2 separate regions of the Homo sapiens genome follow, and region 2 is linked to region 1. A link is a loop called in an ENCODE intact Hi-C map of the cell type or tissue named here. Cell type or tissue: dorsolateral prefrontal cortex. All regions are shown on one strand. Each heading gives the region's core, and the rest is flanking DNA. Links, peaks and the distances in the headings are about the cores only. Region 1 overlaps ATP6V0E2 (ATPase H+ transporting V0 subunit e2). Region 2 overlaps ZNF775 (zinc finger protein 775).

Evidence for each region. Peaks named below come from ENCODE experiments on the same cell type or tissue, not always from the same donor. Only the 100,000 strongest peaks of a DNase experiment are listed, where the experiment ranks them.
Region 2: it touches region 1 in a loop (3-fold over the local background); 5 of 110 quality-filtered maps call a loop at or near these places.

What each region holds. Positions count from the first base shown.
Region 1 is chr7:149,879,712-149,888,036 of GRCh38, forward strand. It overlaps ATP6V0E2 (ATPase H+ transporting V0 subunit e2), which reads left to right. Exons shown (of 4, transcript NM_145230.4): 4 at 1-984. It also overlaps a transcript of ACTR3C not described here. Among named protein-coding and RNA genes, the nearest start is that of ATP6V0E2, 9.9 kb to the left of the region's middle. In dorsolateral prefrontal cortex, for the core only: CTCF peaks have their summits at 3,878 (motif pointing right) and 4,077; DNase peaks (open chromatin) are centred at 1,510, 3,172 and 3,910; H3K4me3 peaks cover 1,145 bases; H3K27ac peaks cover 6,350 bases.
Region 2 is chr7:150,385,847-150,394,171 of GRCh38, forward strand. It overlaps ZNF775 (zinc finger protein 775), which reads left to right. Exons shown (of 3, transcript NM_173680.4): 2 at 2,576-2,655. The coding sequence starts at 2,625. Among named protein-coding and RNA genes, the nearest start is that of ZNF775-AS1, 6.0 kb to the left of the region's middle. RefSeq lists enhancers at 336-908, 909-1,479, 2,714-3,312. In dorsolateral prefrontal cortex, for the core only: a CTCF peak has its summit at 3,238; a DNase peak (open chromatin) is centred at 3,215; H3K4me3 peaks cover 1,055 bases; H3K27ac peaks cover 3,904 bases.

The DNA.
Region 1 (8,325 bases), core at 1-8,000:
GCCCAGGCGGGGGAGTCAGTGCCCAGTCAGCAGCTCTGCCACCATCCTGCTGGGAACTGGGGGGGCCTCTATTGGGTTATAGGCAAGGCCTTTTCTCTGGCATGGAATTGTTAATTTTCTGACACGTCTAGATGTGAAATTTCTGAAAATGTTGAAGCAGAGAAACATTCACACACAAAAAGCAACATAGTCATGTGGGTCCAGATGGCCTCAGTCCTAGATGTTGGCACCCTTTGCTGTGTCTCCTCAGAGTATCCTGTTCCGCCTCCTGCCACCTGGACCTCCCTCAGTGGATGTCTTCCCTCCCCCGACCCCAGCCTGTCAGTCCGAGCACAGTGCAGGTTTGGCTCTGACTTGGGCTTTTGGCTGCAGTGGGGGTGGATTTCAGAGCCTCTCATGGCAGCATCTAAGTGACCAGAGCTGGGATGAGAGAGGGGAAGGGGCAATGTGAGTGGCGCTATGGGACGGGCCAGCCCTGCTCCTGAGCCAGCCCCGCCCTCTGCCCCCTGGCCCTGGGCTCTGTGCTAGGGATGGTGAAGAATGGGGGCGTGCCAGCCTGGCAGGAGTGGGAAGCAACACGCAGGGGTCCCGGACCTCTCCAGCCTTGCCCTCACGCTTACCCGAGCTCCCAGTGTGGTTAGCACAGAGCTCACCCACCTTGCCTGGCTCCCAGCTGGGGCCTGTCCTCACTGGTGCTCCAGGGGAAGAAACGACAGCCTCACTTCTGTATGGACTGCTGATGTGGCCTGCCATCCTGTTCAGCGGGCATTGTCTTTGGAGCAGCAGGAGAATAGGATGCCTCTCACTCACATGCCAGTTCCTGGCTGGCCAGCTGCTCAGGGCTCAGGCTGGGGCCTCCCATTGACATCCTCCCCCTACACTCCCTCTCTGAGCCTCCGTCGCCCCTCCTGTTGGGTAAGGGTGTTGAGTGTGACTTGTGCTGAAAACCTGGTTCATATATAATAAATAATGGTGATGAAAAGATTACTGTTTGGTGACAAAGCCCTGGCCTCTGCCTGTGTGCAGGTCCCCTGCCCCGCCCACCTGATTCTTGTTTCTCCAGTGGGTGGGTCTGGGGAGGGGAGCAGGGAAGGATTCTGGGAGCTGCAGTTATGAACACAGATATCCAGGACTACTTTCCTGAGATCTGGAGGAAAATCCGGCCCCCTGCTGACTGCCCGGATTCGGCGGAGAACCAGGCCTGGCAGGAAGACCGAGGACTTGTTCAAGTGCAGCTTTGAGCACCACTCGTCTGGGCCCCAGAGGACACAGTGCAGGACTCCTGCAGTGAAGCAGGTCGCCAGAGGCTTCAAAGCCTCCTTCATGAAATAGCCTAGGGCTGGGATCTGCCAGCACATCTCGCTGCAGGTCCAGTGGGGAAGTGGGCAGAGGGAGCCCAGCCCTCCAGCCCAGCCTGTAGCCCAGGGCAGAGCTGAAAGAACTTCCCTGGAGGGACAGGAGGGTGGGGCGGGACTGGAAGACGCACAATGGAGGCACCAGAGCACTGAGGGCGGAAAGCCAGCTGAGGAGCTTGGATGGATCCCAAGGGCCATGGGAGCCGTGAAAGGGATTTAAAGCAGGGCCGTGACATGGCCAACTGGATTTCTAGCATTATCTATCTCTACAAGCTGCACAGTGGACGGCAGGCTGGTTTGACATCTTTATTAGGGCCCCTGGTGGAAGTGGTGAGGACAGAGAAGCGAGGGGGGAGCTGCTTGGCTGTGACCCATAGAGACCGAGGCTGCCCGTGGTGGGGAGTGCAGCAGGGGCAGGTCTGAGAGTGGCTGTGGGAGCTGAGGTGTTCCTTTGTTTCCTGGTGAGTCGTGTGTGTCCAGGGCACCCCGTGGAAGTGTAGGTAGTGGCTGGCTGGGCGGTGGGGCGGATGGTCAGGAGGAAGATGAGGCTGCAGGAGGCAGAGTTGGAGCCATCGGCATAAATAACCGGTGATCCCTGAGGGGTGCAGGTTGCTCAGGGGGTTCAGAGTGAGAAAAACCCAGAAGAGAACCCCAAGGAGTGTGAGTTCACGGGGTGGGTGGGTGAAGGTGGCCTGTGGAGGATGCCGGGAGGTTGCAGGTAGCCGGAAGACAACCAGGTGAGTGTCACTCAGGAGGATGAGAGGTTCAACAGGAGAGAGTGGTTGAGGTAACACAGACCCCCATTGTCCTCTACCCCCAAGAAGTCAAGGTCAGCTGGCATCTTTGGTGATGGGCAGTAAAGTCAGACTGCAGTGGGCTGGGAGCGAGTGGGCAGGTGGGGGGTGAGAAACACAGTGACCTCAGGATGGGGACCCCGTGGACCCAGTGAAGCTGGACCTGGAAAGACCAAAGGGAGCTAAACAAGGAGGGACCTACTGGGCCCATTTTCCCATGTCGCTGTGGGTCAGCCCTGGGCCTGGGGGAACCACTCTGCCAGTTCCTGCCGCTGCACCTCTGAAGCCACACCCAGCCCGCCACAGGCCCACCATGGGGGCTTCAGGTTCAGGATGCTGAAGATCCACGTTGGCCCAGGATTGGGGTGGGGGGCATGTATCCAAAATGGCTACTTCCTTGTCTCGGCTTCTGCTCTTTGGGTTCTTGCCTTCTGTGATATTGGATTGGTGGCATCTTTAGACACTCTCCCGGGATGTGTGTGGCTGTGGCTGAATTCTCACTGAGCCCCCTGGGTGGCATCCTCTGGGCCTGGGAGGTGGAGTCCTGGAGAGCTGCTCGCTGCTCTCTGGGCAGCCTCTGGACTGCTGAGGGCTGGTAGCTCCTTCCCAGGCAGGGTGGCCTTTCTCACATCTTCCATCCTTCCTTCCTGTGCAGCCATTCCGGGAGAGAGGAGAGGGTCCCAGAGCTCATGTCCACTCCACTCCCTGGCACGATCTGGTCTCCCACCCTTTGGTGAGGACCGTGTTCCTCCCAGAGGCTTTCCCTCCAGGCCCGAGGTGGGAACCTGCAGGGTAAGTAGGTCTGTCAAAGATAAACTAAGCTGGACCTTAGTTAAAGCTACGAAAACAGACCTTATTCATTAACCACTGACAGGGGAGAAGCTGAGCTCCATTCAGATCTGTGCAGGGGGACTGGACAGTTTAATGGGAGAACGTAGGAGTCGGGAAAGGGCATTCCAGGGCTCAGGAATCATGGGAGTGAAAAATTACAAAGGGCTGTCTGTGTTATTGTGGCCGGGCCAGCTGTGTGTGCCAGCTGGCAGTGATGGAAGTTAGGTTCTGGCCTCCCCCAGAGCCTGGGAGACAGGCCCCATCCTTCCTGATGATGCCATTTCAAAGGACTGGCTCTCAGGCTCTTGAGAAAGACACTCCTGGACACACATGCATGTACATCTCAAAGGGACAAGGGAAGGAGGTACGACTCTAAGTGTTTTTAACGTAAATGCTCTAAGAAAGTGAGGGGGTGGTCAGAGGCCTGTTGTCAGGTGTTGGTAGGAACAAACACTAAATGATTTTGACGGCCTTGAGCTTTTTCAGACAGGAACTCAAAGGGTGGCCAGGTGGTCCCAGGGATGCCGCTTTGGGCTGCCAGAAGCCATGCTAGGGTTGGTCCAGTCTCTTGGTGCAGGGGTTTGGACACAGTCACTATGTACCCAACTTCTGTTAGAGTTATCAGTTTCAAACCCCACCCGTGCCCCCAACACCATCCCCAATGTGGGAGGCACATCAGTAAATATCAGCCTCTGACACAGATGCTCACGGACCTACACGATGCAAAAAAGCTCTAAAAATGGGCCGTGACTGAGAGCAGGGCAGCCCTGAACCATACCAAGTGGCAGAGCAGGAAGTGGCCTTGGAGGCCACGCTGAGACAGAGGACAAAGCCACTGAGAAAAAAAAGTAAAGGTAACCAAGAAAAGTTAAGCTGCACACAAAGAGTATGGCCAACAGAGGGCAGCGCCTGCGTGCAGGATGAAGTCTCTAGCGAGCCCTCGTCCAATCTGCGCATTGCTGGGGGTGGATGGTGCCGAGGTCAGAGATGGTGGCCCTAGAGTCATAGGCTTGAGCAGGGAGCCACGATAATTCTCCAGACAGTACCACAGCCTGGAGGAAACGCCCTTCAGGAATATTTCATAGTGGCAATGAATGACGAGCATTGAGCCATCATGAGGTGCCAGGCACTGCTTCGGAAACCAAAGGACCATGCTGAAGAGCTCTGTCGTTCTCCACTCTGATCCCAGGCTTCCCGAACCGTCTTCTGGTTCTGTCTTCCCGAACTGTTTCGTACCTCAGCATCCCTGAGAGATCTAGCACATTCCATTCTGTAACAGGGACGCCACAGGTTTTTAGTGGAGGGAGGGAGGGAGGGAGGTGCTGCTCCTGCTGGCCATAGGGTCCACGCTCCCTGCAGAAGCCCTCAAAGAGCAGCCCTCAGTTAATTTTGGCTGCTTTGAACAGAAATAGGATAGTTGGTAATTCTGGAACAGTGAGGAGCTGGAGGTGAAGTGAGAGGCGTGGCTAATCTCCTTATCTGTGTGCTGGAAGTGACCTGCTGGTAAAGCTTTGGGCTTCCGGGAATGAAATCAGCTGGCAGGCACCACAGTTTTGCTTGACTTGTAGCACTGGAAGATGAGGGCAGATGACCAGAGTCCTGTGTGGATTTAGGCCACATACTGGGTTAGCAAATCTAAATACGAATCTCTCATTGGGGAAATGTTGGTCAAAAGATAGAGAATTTCAGTTAGACAAGAGGAATAAGTCCAAGAGACCTAGTGTGCAGCCCATGGTGACAAAGTGCTCAACAGTGTGTTGTATGCTGGAAATTGATGAGAGTAGATTTCACAAAATGAAAAGTGAGGTAATGCATTTGTTATTAGCTCAATTTAGCCATTTCACAATGTATACACATTTCCAAACATGGTATATACCTACATGTATGCAATTTTTGTCAACTTAAAAAAAAAAAAGGAATCACTTAAGCCAAACAAAACAACCCATGGAATTCTGGGATGGAAGCCATGTCTATTACAAGAGAACCTCCAGGGATGAAGGAGGCTGGGGCTTTAGCCAGCTCTCCAGCTGCCTCTGCCCCAGGCAGACCCACACAGGGCCAGAGTTTGGGAATCATGCGCCGGGTGCAGCCTGCAGTGCTACTTGTCAATGTGGAGTATGGTCTACCTGTAACAGAATAATCTGGAATGCTTGAAAGTACAGGTTCCTGGGTCTCACACTGCACCCTATGGGTTTAGGGGATTCTAGACTCCACATTTTAAACCAGCTCCCAAGGGTTTTGGTGCTAACTGAAGCCCTCGAAGACAGGATGTCCAAGCCCTGACACTGTTGACAATTTGGGCTAGATAATTCTTTGGGTTTTTTTGTGGGGGAGGGGGAGCACGGGAGGGCACTGTTCTTTGCATCCTATGATGCTTAGCAGTACCGCCTCCCTTTACCCACCAGATGCTAGCAGAACCCCTCTCCCTGCTCCTGGCCATGACAACTATAAATGTCTCCAGCCATTTTGAAATGTTCCCTAGGGAAACACCCCTACCATTGAAACCACTGCCCTAGAACCTCAACCCCTCAAGGGATTTCCAAACTTAGTTATCAACCCAGACCCTCGGGAAAGGAGCCTGGGAGGCCCTGAGGGGAGCCGAGTGCCTTCAGCTGGCTTCCCCAGCAGGACTGGAGCTTCTGACCAGGAGACCACACCCCAGCAAGAAGTAAGCCCCCAAGCCGCCAGGGACTTCCAGGTATCAGAGCAGGCACTGATCCCAGCATGAGCTGGTCCCTCTGCGAGCTGGTGCTTCCCAGGAGGCCGGGGGCAGGGAGCTCCGGCACTGCCCCGAGCCCAGTGGAACTTTGTGTTCTCCCCGCAGGCGGCTTCCTGAGCAGGGTGGGCGGACACAGTTGGGATGGATGTTCTCACCCCTACAGGACCTCCGCCTTGGCTCCCTAACCTCAGGATTAAGGGCCATGATAGCAGCAAGGGTCTTCCTCCCTCCTGAAATGTCAGCATTTTGTCCTCTGACAAAGACCTGGGACACACTGGGGTGGTGACTTCATCTTCCCATTCTGTGTCCCACACAGCAGGAGCCCCAGGCTCTGAATTCCTGCGGATTCTGCAGCTTCAGTCAGCTGTGATGCCAGGTGCAAAGGCCTGGCCCTTGGCCGGCAGCAATTGATTCAGCAAACATATTTCTCTTTTTTCTCTCTACCCAGACTCCCAGAAGCAGTTTAACTTTACTTAGCAGCTCAGCTCAGCTTGGAGGTTGAGAGTGCAGAGTCTACAACTGGATCAAATTCCAGCTCTGATGATGATTAGTTGAGTGAAAGTGACTTAATCTTTCTGAGCTTCATTTTTATTGATGAATCAGGATAATATTAGTAGCACCTGCCTCATAGAAGTTGTGCATATGAACTGAGATAATGGACTAAAGTGCTCAACTGGTCGATAAATGCTATTAATTTCATTATATTTACATATTAACTATTTAATTCCATGCCACATTTTATTCTGCCAGGATCTCAGCTTCCTTCCCCTTTTCTGTTCCTGTCATGGTCACCACACTGATGCACTTTGCGGAAGAGAAGGTGGCAAGTGCCCTGTGTGCTTTTATATGTGAGACAGGACCTGACAAATAAGTACTATGAAAAATACCTGGGGCCTGCTTATGTATCTGCATTTTTGTGTTTCCTGTCGAATGTCTTTAATGTATAAATGTAGCATCTTCTCAGTAAAAACACAAATGCTTTTGGAGGACGGGGGGAGGAAGCAGATACTAGAATTGGCATGCTGTTTCTAAAGCCCTCTGGGAAAAACAAACATGTAAGAAATAACCAAGATATTCCTGGAAAAGCAGAGTATTGAGAGGGACACTGGCACTCCAGATACTAAAAAGTCTAAGATAAAGATACCATTTGCAAGGCTACAGAAATGCAAACAGTGGGGCTGGCACATGAACACACAGACGACTCAAGGGGAGAAAATAAGTCCAGAAATAAATTTACAATCAGGAATTAAGAATATGATAAACAGCCAGACACAGTTTCTCACACCTGTAATCCTAGCATTTTGGGAAGCCAAGGCGGGCGGATCCCTTGAGCCCAGGAGTTCGAGACCAGGCTGGGCGTCATAGTGAAACCCTGTCTCCACTAAAAATACAAAAAGTAGTCGAGTGTGTGTAGAGGTGTGAGCCTGTAGTCCCAGCTACTCAGGAAGGCGAGGTAGGGGAAATACTTGAGCCCAGGAGGTTGAGGCTACAGTGAGCAGAGATTGTGCTCCTGCATTCTGGCCTGGGCGACAGAGCGAGACTGACTCAAAAAAAAAAAAAAAATGAATATGATAAACATAGCAAACCAAATACATAAGGAAGAGATGAGTAGGGCAATGAACAGTGTCCAGAGTCCCAGCAGCAAAACACATACAAAATGGAAAGAAACTATAAATGTACTAGAAAAAAATTGGAGAATTTTTAAAATTATCATGTAATAGGGAAGGTCTATCTCAGGGGAAGAAAGAAAAAAAGAAATCCAGAGGCTATGAAGATAAAACTTTATACATTTAACTAAGTTAAAATTTACATTTTCTTCAAGGCAAAAACCATACAAGTAGATAAATGAGCAAATGACACAAAAGAATTCACAGAAGAAGACATGTAAAAGACTTTTGAGCATGAAGAGATGCTTAGTCAAGGAAAGCAAATTCAAACAGCAATGTAACCTCCTTATTACCTTATTAACCTGCTTATTACAGAGAGCGAGACTGTGATAACAGACTGTAGGTCTGTGCTGCCTGCTGCAGTGCATCTCCCCATGCTCTTGGTGCTCCCATACACGCCAGGCGCCTTCCAGGTGCCAGCACTGGCTTCCTTCCTGGGCAGCAGGCTGGACGTACCATCAGGAGTTGGTATATAAACTGGCTCCCAGAGCTGCCCATAGTGTCGCTGGCTTGCACATGTCCTGGATGGCCTACTGGGCCCAGAAAAGGTGAAATGTGAGGAGCACACTAATCACAAAATGACCCGAGCCAAGTCGAGCCAATCCTGGGCTAGACTGGCCAAACCCCATGATATGATTTGGCTGTGCCCCCACCCAAATCTCAACTTGAATTGTATCTCCCAGAATTCCCCTGTGTTGTGGGAGGGACCAGGGGAGGTAATTGAATCATGGGGGCTGGTCTTTCCCATGCTATTCTTGTGATAGTGAATACGTCTCAAGAGATCTGTTGGATTTATCAGGGATTTCTGCTTTTGCTTCTTCATTTTTCTCTTGCCGCTGCCATGTAAGAAGTGCCTTTTGCCTCCTGCCATGATTCTGAGACCTCCTCAACCTTGTGGAACTGTAAGACCAATTAAATCTTTTTTTTTCCCCCCAGTTTCAGGTGTGTCTTTATCACCA
Region 2 (8,325 bases), core at 54-8,053, 510 kb after region 1:
CCCATGGAGACTGGGAGGCAGGGGTGATGTCTTCCTTGATACTTAAATTTCAAAGAAATGGCCCCCAGGACCTTGGGAAAGACAGTCCTGGGTTGTAATGTTGGCAGAAGGCTTATTTAGCTTTTTTTTGAGACAGAGTCTCACTCTGTCACAATCTCGGCTCACTGCAACCTCTGCCTCCTGAGTTCAAACAATTTTCCTGTCTCAGCTTCCCGAGTAGCTGGGATTACAGACATGTGCCACTACACCCAGCTAAGTTTTGTATTTTTAGTAGAGACGGGGTTTCCCCACGTCGGCCAGGCTTGTCTCAAACTCCTGACCTCAGGTGATCTACCCACCTCAGCCTTCCAAAGTGCTGGGAATACAGGCATGAACCACCGTGCCCAGCCTTATTTAACTTTTAAAAAGATTTATTTCTACTTGAGGAGCATTTACTGCAAAAATAAAAAATAAAGATTCACATGCATCTCAAAAAGACAGAGATAGAGCTTATTAATTAGAAGTTTCTAAACAAAATGCTCTTGAAAAAAGTGGGTGTCTCTTCTTCTCTTTGCACCAGGGAAAATGACTTTCTGCATTTTCTAGATTCATATTCACCCCTCCCCCGACGTCTCTTGTCAGGGTCCAGATTCCCAGTCTGTGTGTGTGCCCCCAGTGTCTGGGCTCTGAAGGGGACCTAGGAGAGGGAGTCTGGGTCTCTGCGAGGCTCTCGGGCCCTGGGGTGGGTGTTTCTGTGGGGGTGGCCGAGCCAGGGTGCCTGGGAGGAGGGGCTGACTGAAATCTGGAAGAGCCCCTCCCTGAGGCAGCAGGAAGGACGAGCTGTGCATCTCTGTGGGGCAGCCACATCTTTGCTCTGCTAGGGGGTACAGGTGCACGGGACCACATCCCTGTCCTTAGGAGAGGTGCACCCCCAGCGAGGAGGAGATGAGTCTTCAGGCTGCACAGCTCCTGGCCAGGCAGGGCAGCACATTCCTGCCACCTGCATTTGTTACGGGCCCTCTGTGTGCCCGGCTCTGCTCTGAGCCCTGCGGATCCAGCAGCAAGCATGAAGAGCTCCTGACCTTGCTGTGGTGGGGAACAGAAAAGTTAAGATCATGTCAGGTGGCAAAAATGTTAGAGAGGAAACGGGAGGTGGAGTTAGGCTGGTGACTGTAAATAGGAGCGCCAGGGGCCAGCACGGTGGCTCACGCCTGTAATCCCAGCACTTTGGGAGACCGAGGTGGGTAGATCACAAGGTCAGGAGTTCAAGACCAGCCTGGCCAATATGGTGAAACCCTGTCTCTACTAAAAATACAAAAATTAGCTGGGTGTGGTGGCGCACACCTGTAATCCCAGCTACTTAGGAAGCTGAGGCAGGAGAATCACTTGAACCCAGGAAGTGGTGATTGTAGCGAACTGAGATTGGGCCACTACACTCTCAGCCTGGGCAACAGAGGAAGACTCTGTCTCAAAAAAAAAAAAAAAAAAGAAGCACAAGGGATGCCTGCTCTGAGAAGGGGACATTTAAGCTGGGAGCTGATAGAAGTGTGGGGGGCAAGCCAGGCGGGGATCTGCGGTGAGGGGACAGCCAGGGCAAAGGCGTGGGGCATCCACACAGCAGTGTGACCTGTCCTGTCATGTTCCAGGCACAGAGTGAGCCACTCAGGAAGCGCTCAGAAGACTTGGGCATAAAAACAAAAAAAGAAGGCCGGGCGCAGTGGCTCACGCCTGTAATCCCAGCACTTCAGGAGACTGAGGCGGGCGGATCATGAGGTCAGGAGATGGAGACCATCCTGGCTAACACGGTGAAACCCCGTCTCTACTAAAAATACAAAAAAATAGCCAGGCGTGGTGGCGGGCGCCTGTAGTCCCAGTTACTCAGGAGGCTGAGGCAGAATGGCGTGAACCTGGGAGGCGGAGCTTGCAGTGAACTGAGATCCCGCCACTGCACTCCAGCCTGGGCAACAGAGCGAGACTCCATCTCAAAAAAAAAAGATGAATCCTACATCAGTGAACTGGGCATGGGCTCAGCAATGCCCAATTGACCGTGTGTGTTCTTGTATGGAGATGGCTGGCCCCGAAGCTCCCCAGAGGGATTTGTGCTAGAACATGGATGGGGACTTTGAAAGAGGGGGCGGGTGACGGAGGAAACGTGTAGGGCCATTCTGCCTTCCGGGTGCATTCCTCATGGCCAGTCGCAGACATGTCTCTAACCTTACTCCAGGCTCCTGCTTCTCAGGCGTGGTGTCCATCACATGCCGCCCTGCGAATGTTGAGGGTGTGGGCTCTCGTGTGGGAGTTAGAAGACCTGGGTTTTTGTCCAGCTCTGCCATTCATCACCTCCATGACTCTGGGCACATCAGGGGTCCTTCGTGGTCTCAGTTTCCTCTTTTGTAAAATGGGAATTATGGCTGTTTTACCTTCTCAGCAGGTATGCTTACAATGAAAGAACCCCTGCCCATGTCGAATGTGGCTATGGATAGAAAAGCTCTTTGGAAAAGAGAGTGCTTTATGGGATGGGAGGGGGGCTGGGGACCCTGAGTTTTGTCCTTGTCCCACAGGCCCATTCTCTTTCTTCTGCTTCTCTTTCTGACAGATGGCAGGAAAGGGACACAGCCGGCGCTGATGCTGGGAGGCCTCCAGGGATGGAGAGTGGCCTGGCTGGCAACGGCACAGGTAAGAGAGAAGAAAGAGGAGGCAGGGGAGCGGGGTCTCCTCTGCTGAGGTCACGTGCCCTTATCTTTTCTAAAGCCAGGCGCGAGCCAGTGCCCTCAGCCAGTAGCTAGTACATCCCACTGATGCAGAATTTCAGGGTGGGGACCAGGACTTAGACAGCCATGTCAAAGAATGGAACAATGACAGAGGCTGTGGGAGCTCAAAAAATGGCAAAGCCTGGTCCATTAACTTGCCCAGCAAGGGGACACATGTGCACCCATGCCTTGTAGAAATTGAGGTGTTATTTACGTGCTAGAACAGGGAGTTTGTGGGGTTATACTAATTAGACACGGAAAACTGGCACTCTAGGTAGGACGATTGGAACAAACCTGTGGCTCATCAGTCAGGACATTGTCTTCAGTTCAGTCCATTAACGCTTCCTGGGGGTCACTCAAAGTTCAGGGTCGTTATTGGCTAAGCCGCTTAGAGCTGGTTGTGATGAAATACATGCTGCCAGTGGAAAGTTTGCCCGCACAGTCATGTGCTTTTGGCTGGAGCCCCTGCCCAGCGTCCCTGCGCCTGGAGTGGAGCAGCCCCTGGCGTCTGTGTGTAGCACTTGCAGCCCTTCCTGGAGTGCCCTGTCGCATGTGGCGTGTGGCCCAGCTGCCAGAAGGGCTCTAGGCCCCTTGGCAGGGTTGAGTCCAGAGCACACCGGCTACCCTTGGGAACCCTGCCCTTTGGCACAGTGTGACTCGGGTTTCTTTACCTCCCTCTCCCCTCCCAGGGGAATTGCCCCATAGACCCCAGGGCCCCTTCCTCATTGCCTCTGTGGGAAGAGCCGCCTCCCCTCCCAGGAATATCATGTCAGGAGACCCAAGACTGAGACAAAAATCAGGCAGCGGGGTAAAAGAGAAACGTGGCCGCAAGTGCAAAACATGGCAGCGTGGTGTGTGGACACAGACCCTCAGGGAGCCTAGCCATGCAGCTGCGTGCCTGTCCAAGGAGCCAGGTGGTGGCAGGAGCACCCTAGCTGCATGTGTGTTTTGGAAATTCCAGTGGAACTCAGAGCACATGTGCCCAGCGTGTTATAGAAGGCCCTTTCCCCAGATAGACTCATACCTGGGATCCTGAGTCACTGTGAGGTTGCTCTGGTTGATGTGAGCTGTGGTCTGCTGGGGTCCTCTCTCCTCTCTACGGCAGCTTCTGGGGAACCCTGTGGTTTTAGAGAAGAGTTTGAAAAACACTAGCCTAGACTCCTGGAGACACGGAGGCACGTGGGGACTGGCCTCTGGCCAGACTGAGGGAACCACTCATCTGGAGGACCCCGTTTTTCAGACAATTGACAGCTTACCTCTTTTAAGCAACTTTTAATTTTTATTTGTGTGTGTGTGTGTGTGTGTGTGTGTGTGTGTGTGTGTGTGTGTGTGTGTGTGTGTGTGTTATGGCAAAATATACGCAACACTTACCATTGTAACCATTTTTAAGTGTACGGTTCAGTGGCATCAGTACATTCAGTGTTGTGTAGCCATCACTGCCATCTATTTCCACAACATTTTCATCACCTGGGAAACTGTACTCATGGAGCAATAATCTGTGCTTTGCACCTTCTAATTTTATCTGAACCATTAAAACCTAAAACATGATCCTTTTCATGATGACTGAGGAGCGGTGCCATTATTTCGGGACTCTCCACGGGCAGGCCAGTGGCCTGCGCTCTTCATATGGATACCTGAACCCTCGGGAGTGTGCCTGGGGCTGCTGGAGCCCCAGCACACTCCACCTCAGCTCCAGGGCCTCCAGGGATGCGTGCTGGACTTAGCACCTCGCCCAACCCAGTCATTTGCGTCCGCCAGGGGCCCTTCGGCAGGTGGATGTGACAGCACTGTCCTGGCATCCTGGGGCTCTCTGGCCCACAGTCATCTTTCTGGCTGGAGAGGGCTGAGGGGGAACCAGCCATCAGCCACCTGATGGACACAGCACAGCCACCGGTCTCAGATTGGTGTGACTCATCCTGGATCATGCCTGTGTGTATACATAGAGACATATGGTTTAATTTTTTATGAATTCAATCAGATGATTCATATGGTTTTTCAACTTGTTTTTTGTTTTCTCTTAAAATGTTTTGAGAATCTTTTCATATTGGCATACATAGTTCTTTTCCATTCTTTTTACTTGATGCATAGTATTCCATATTATGAAGGGAACTATTTTTTAGGATAATTAAGTTATTTTCCATTGTTTGCTGATTACAAAGAACACTTCAGTGAATATTCCTGGACATTCCTCTTTACACTCGTATGTCAGTATTTCTTTGGTGAACACGTGGGATGGAATTGCTGGCTGGAAAGGGCCAGAAGGCTCTCCACACTTCTAATTTTAATAAACACTGTCAGATCGTCCTCCACAAATTCTGCCTCAGTTTATGCTCTCAGAATACCCATGTGTATACTTGTTCTCCTGTGTAGTGTCCACGCATATTGTAAAGTAGAGGTATTATTGATTTTTTAAATTTTTGTTGGTATGAGGGGTTGAAAGATGCTACACTTTTAGTTTGCATTTTGTTGATGACTAGTGGGGTTGAACCTCTTTTTATCACGTATAGGAGTCTGTTTTATAGTCTGGATACTAAGCGTTTGTCTATTCTATATCTGCACATATTTTTTCCTGGACTTGCACTGTCCAGCACGTGGCCTAGCCACATAGGACTCTTCTAGTTTAAGTTTAGGTTTAAATTAACTTAAGTACGGCCAGGCGCGGTGGCTCACGCCTGTAATCCCAGCACTTTGGGAGGCCCAGTTCGGTGGATCACCTGAGGTCAGGAGTTTGAGACCCGCCTGGCCAACATGGTGAAACCCCATCTCTACTAAAAATACAAAACTTAGCTGGGTGTGGTGGTGGGCGCATGCAATCACAGCTACTTGGGAGGCTGAGGCAGGAGAATCACTTGAACTCCAGAGGTAGAGGCTGCAGTAAGCCAAGATCGCGCCATTGCATTCCAGCCTGGGTGACTGAGGGAGACTCTGTCTCAAAAATAAATAAATAAATAAAAATTAGTTAATTAATTTAAATACAATTAAAAATGTCATTTCTTAGTTGCACTAGTCACATTTCAAGTGCTCAGTAACCACATGTGTTTCAAGAGCTCAGATGTAAACTGTTTTTGCTATTGCAGAAGGTTCTGTGGGAAAATGCTGCTCTAAATTCCCATTTCTTTTTCCTTTCTTTCTTTTTTTTTTTTTTTTTTTTTGAGATAGAGTTTTTGCTTTTTTTGCCCAGGCTGGAGTGCAGTGGTGTGATATCAGCTCACTGCAACCTCTGCCTCCCTGGTTCGGGTGATTTTCCTGCCTCAGCCTCCTGAGTAGCTGGGATTGCAGGCACATGCTACCACACCCGGCTAATTGTTTTGTATTTTTAGTAGAGACGGGGTTTCACCATGTTGGCCAGGCTGGTCTTGAACTCCTGACCTCAGGTGATCCTCCCGCCTCGGCCTCCCAAATTGTTGGGATTACTGACGTGAACCACTGCACCTGGCGGAAATTCCCATTTCTATTGGACTTATGTTTATAGTATCTTTTGTCATACAGATGTTTTAAATTTAGTTTTTATCTTTTGTATCCTGTTTAAGAAGGCTTTTAATTACCTCTGGATTCTAAGCAAATTCTCCTAATTCTTCTAATACTTCCATTTCCTTTTTTTAAGCTGGCACTTAAGTCCATCTGGAACTGATTTTTATAAACAATCTTCACTATGAATCTAACTTAAATATTTTCCCCAAAGAGAGAGTTGGTTCTAAGTCGATGAATAGCCTTTTTCCATGGACTTGGAATATCTCTTGTATCATGTATCAAACAATACTGTTCCATTGGCCTATTTGTCTATTATGTGTACTGTACATTATTGTAATGATTATATTTAGCATTTTTACTTTTACTTTTATTGTTTTGTGGAAGGGAATCTGACTTGCAGCCTTAAGTCACCAGGCCCACCATGGAAGAGCCATGCCAATAACAATAACAACTGTGTCAGTCAAGAGTTCGGTTTTATTTTCTTTTTTTCCCAAATGGATCTCTCTCTCTCTCTCTCTCTCTCTCTCTCTCTCTCTCTCTGCAGTGGCATGATCAGGGCTCACTGCAGCCTCAGCCTCCTGGGCTCAAGCAGTCCTCCCACCTCAGCCTCCAGAGTAGCTGGGACTACAGGTGTGCACCACCACACCCAGCTAATTTAATAAATTTTTTATACAGACAGGTGTTGCTATGTTGCCTAGGCTGGTCTTCAACTCCTGCACTTAAGCAATCCTCCTGCCTTAGCCTCCCAAAGTGCTGGGATTACAGGCAAGAGCCACTGTGCTTGACCTAGACTTTATCTTTTAGAGCAATTTTAGCTTTACAGAAAAATTGTGAAGAAAGTAGAGTTCCCCTATACCTTAGCTCCAGTTTCTCCTATTATTAACATTTTGCATTCATATGGTACATTTGTTATAACTGATGAACCAATATAGATACATTTTTATTACCTAAAGTCTGTAGTTGACATTAGGGTTCTCTTTTGGTCTTGTACCTTACCTGGGTTTTGACAAAGGCATAATGTCCCGTATCACTATTATAGTATCATACAGAATATTTCACTGCCCCCCAAGTTCCCTGTGCTCCGTCTGTTCATCTCTCCCTACCCCCCAACCCCTGGCTACCACTGGTTTTTAAATTCTCTCTGTAGTTTTGCCCTTTCCAGAATGTCATATAGTTGAAGTCATACAGTGTGTAGCCTTTTATGTTGACGTCTTTCACCTAGAAGTTTGCATGTAGGGTACCTCCATGGCTTTTTTGACTTAATAGCTTACTTCTTTTTATTGTTGACTAATATTCCATCATGCGGAGTTATCCATTCACCCACTGAAGGACACTGTGGTTCCTGCCCAGTTCTGGCAGTTAGGAATAAAGCTATAAAAATTCATGTGTAGTTTTCTGTGTGGACAGAGGTTTTCAGCTCTTTTGGGTAAATACCTAGGAGAGCGACTGCTGGATTGGATGGTAAGCCTGTATTTAGCTTTGTAAGAAACTGCTGAACTGCCTTCCAGAGTGGTGGCAGCACTTTGCATTTCCACCAGGAAGGAAAGAGCCCCTGTTGCTGCTCAGCCTCACTGTGTGCACATGCCAGTGATCTGGATTCTAGCCACTCTCATTTATTTTATTTTATTTTTATTTTTTTGAGACAGAGTTTTGCTCTCGTTGCCCAGGCTGGAGAGCAATGGTGTGATCTCGGCTTGCTGCAACCTCTGCCTCCTGGGTTCAAGTGATTCTCCTGCCTCAACCTTCTGAGTAGCTGGGATAACAGGTGCCTGCCATCACACCCAGCTAATTTTTTGTATTTTTAGTAGAGATGGGGTTTCACCATGTTGGCCAGGCTGGTCTTGAACTCCTAACCTCAGGTGTTCCACCTGCCTTGGCCTCCCAAAGTGCTGGGATTACTGGCATGAGCCACTCTGCCCGGCCAATTCTAGCCATTCATATGTGTACAGTGGTAGCATTTTTGCTTTTAATGTCGTATAAGCCAAATTCTTCTTTGTTCATTTTTAGGATTTTCTGGGCAATTTGTATAGATGATAAATTTTACAGTTCACTTAAATAGGATTACACTGAATTTAAACATTATTTCAGAGTGAAGAACATCTTTGGCTTCTCATCTAAGAATATG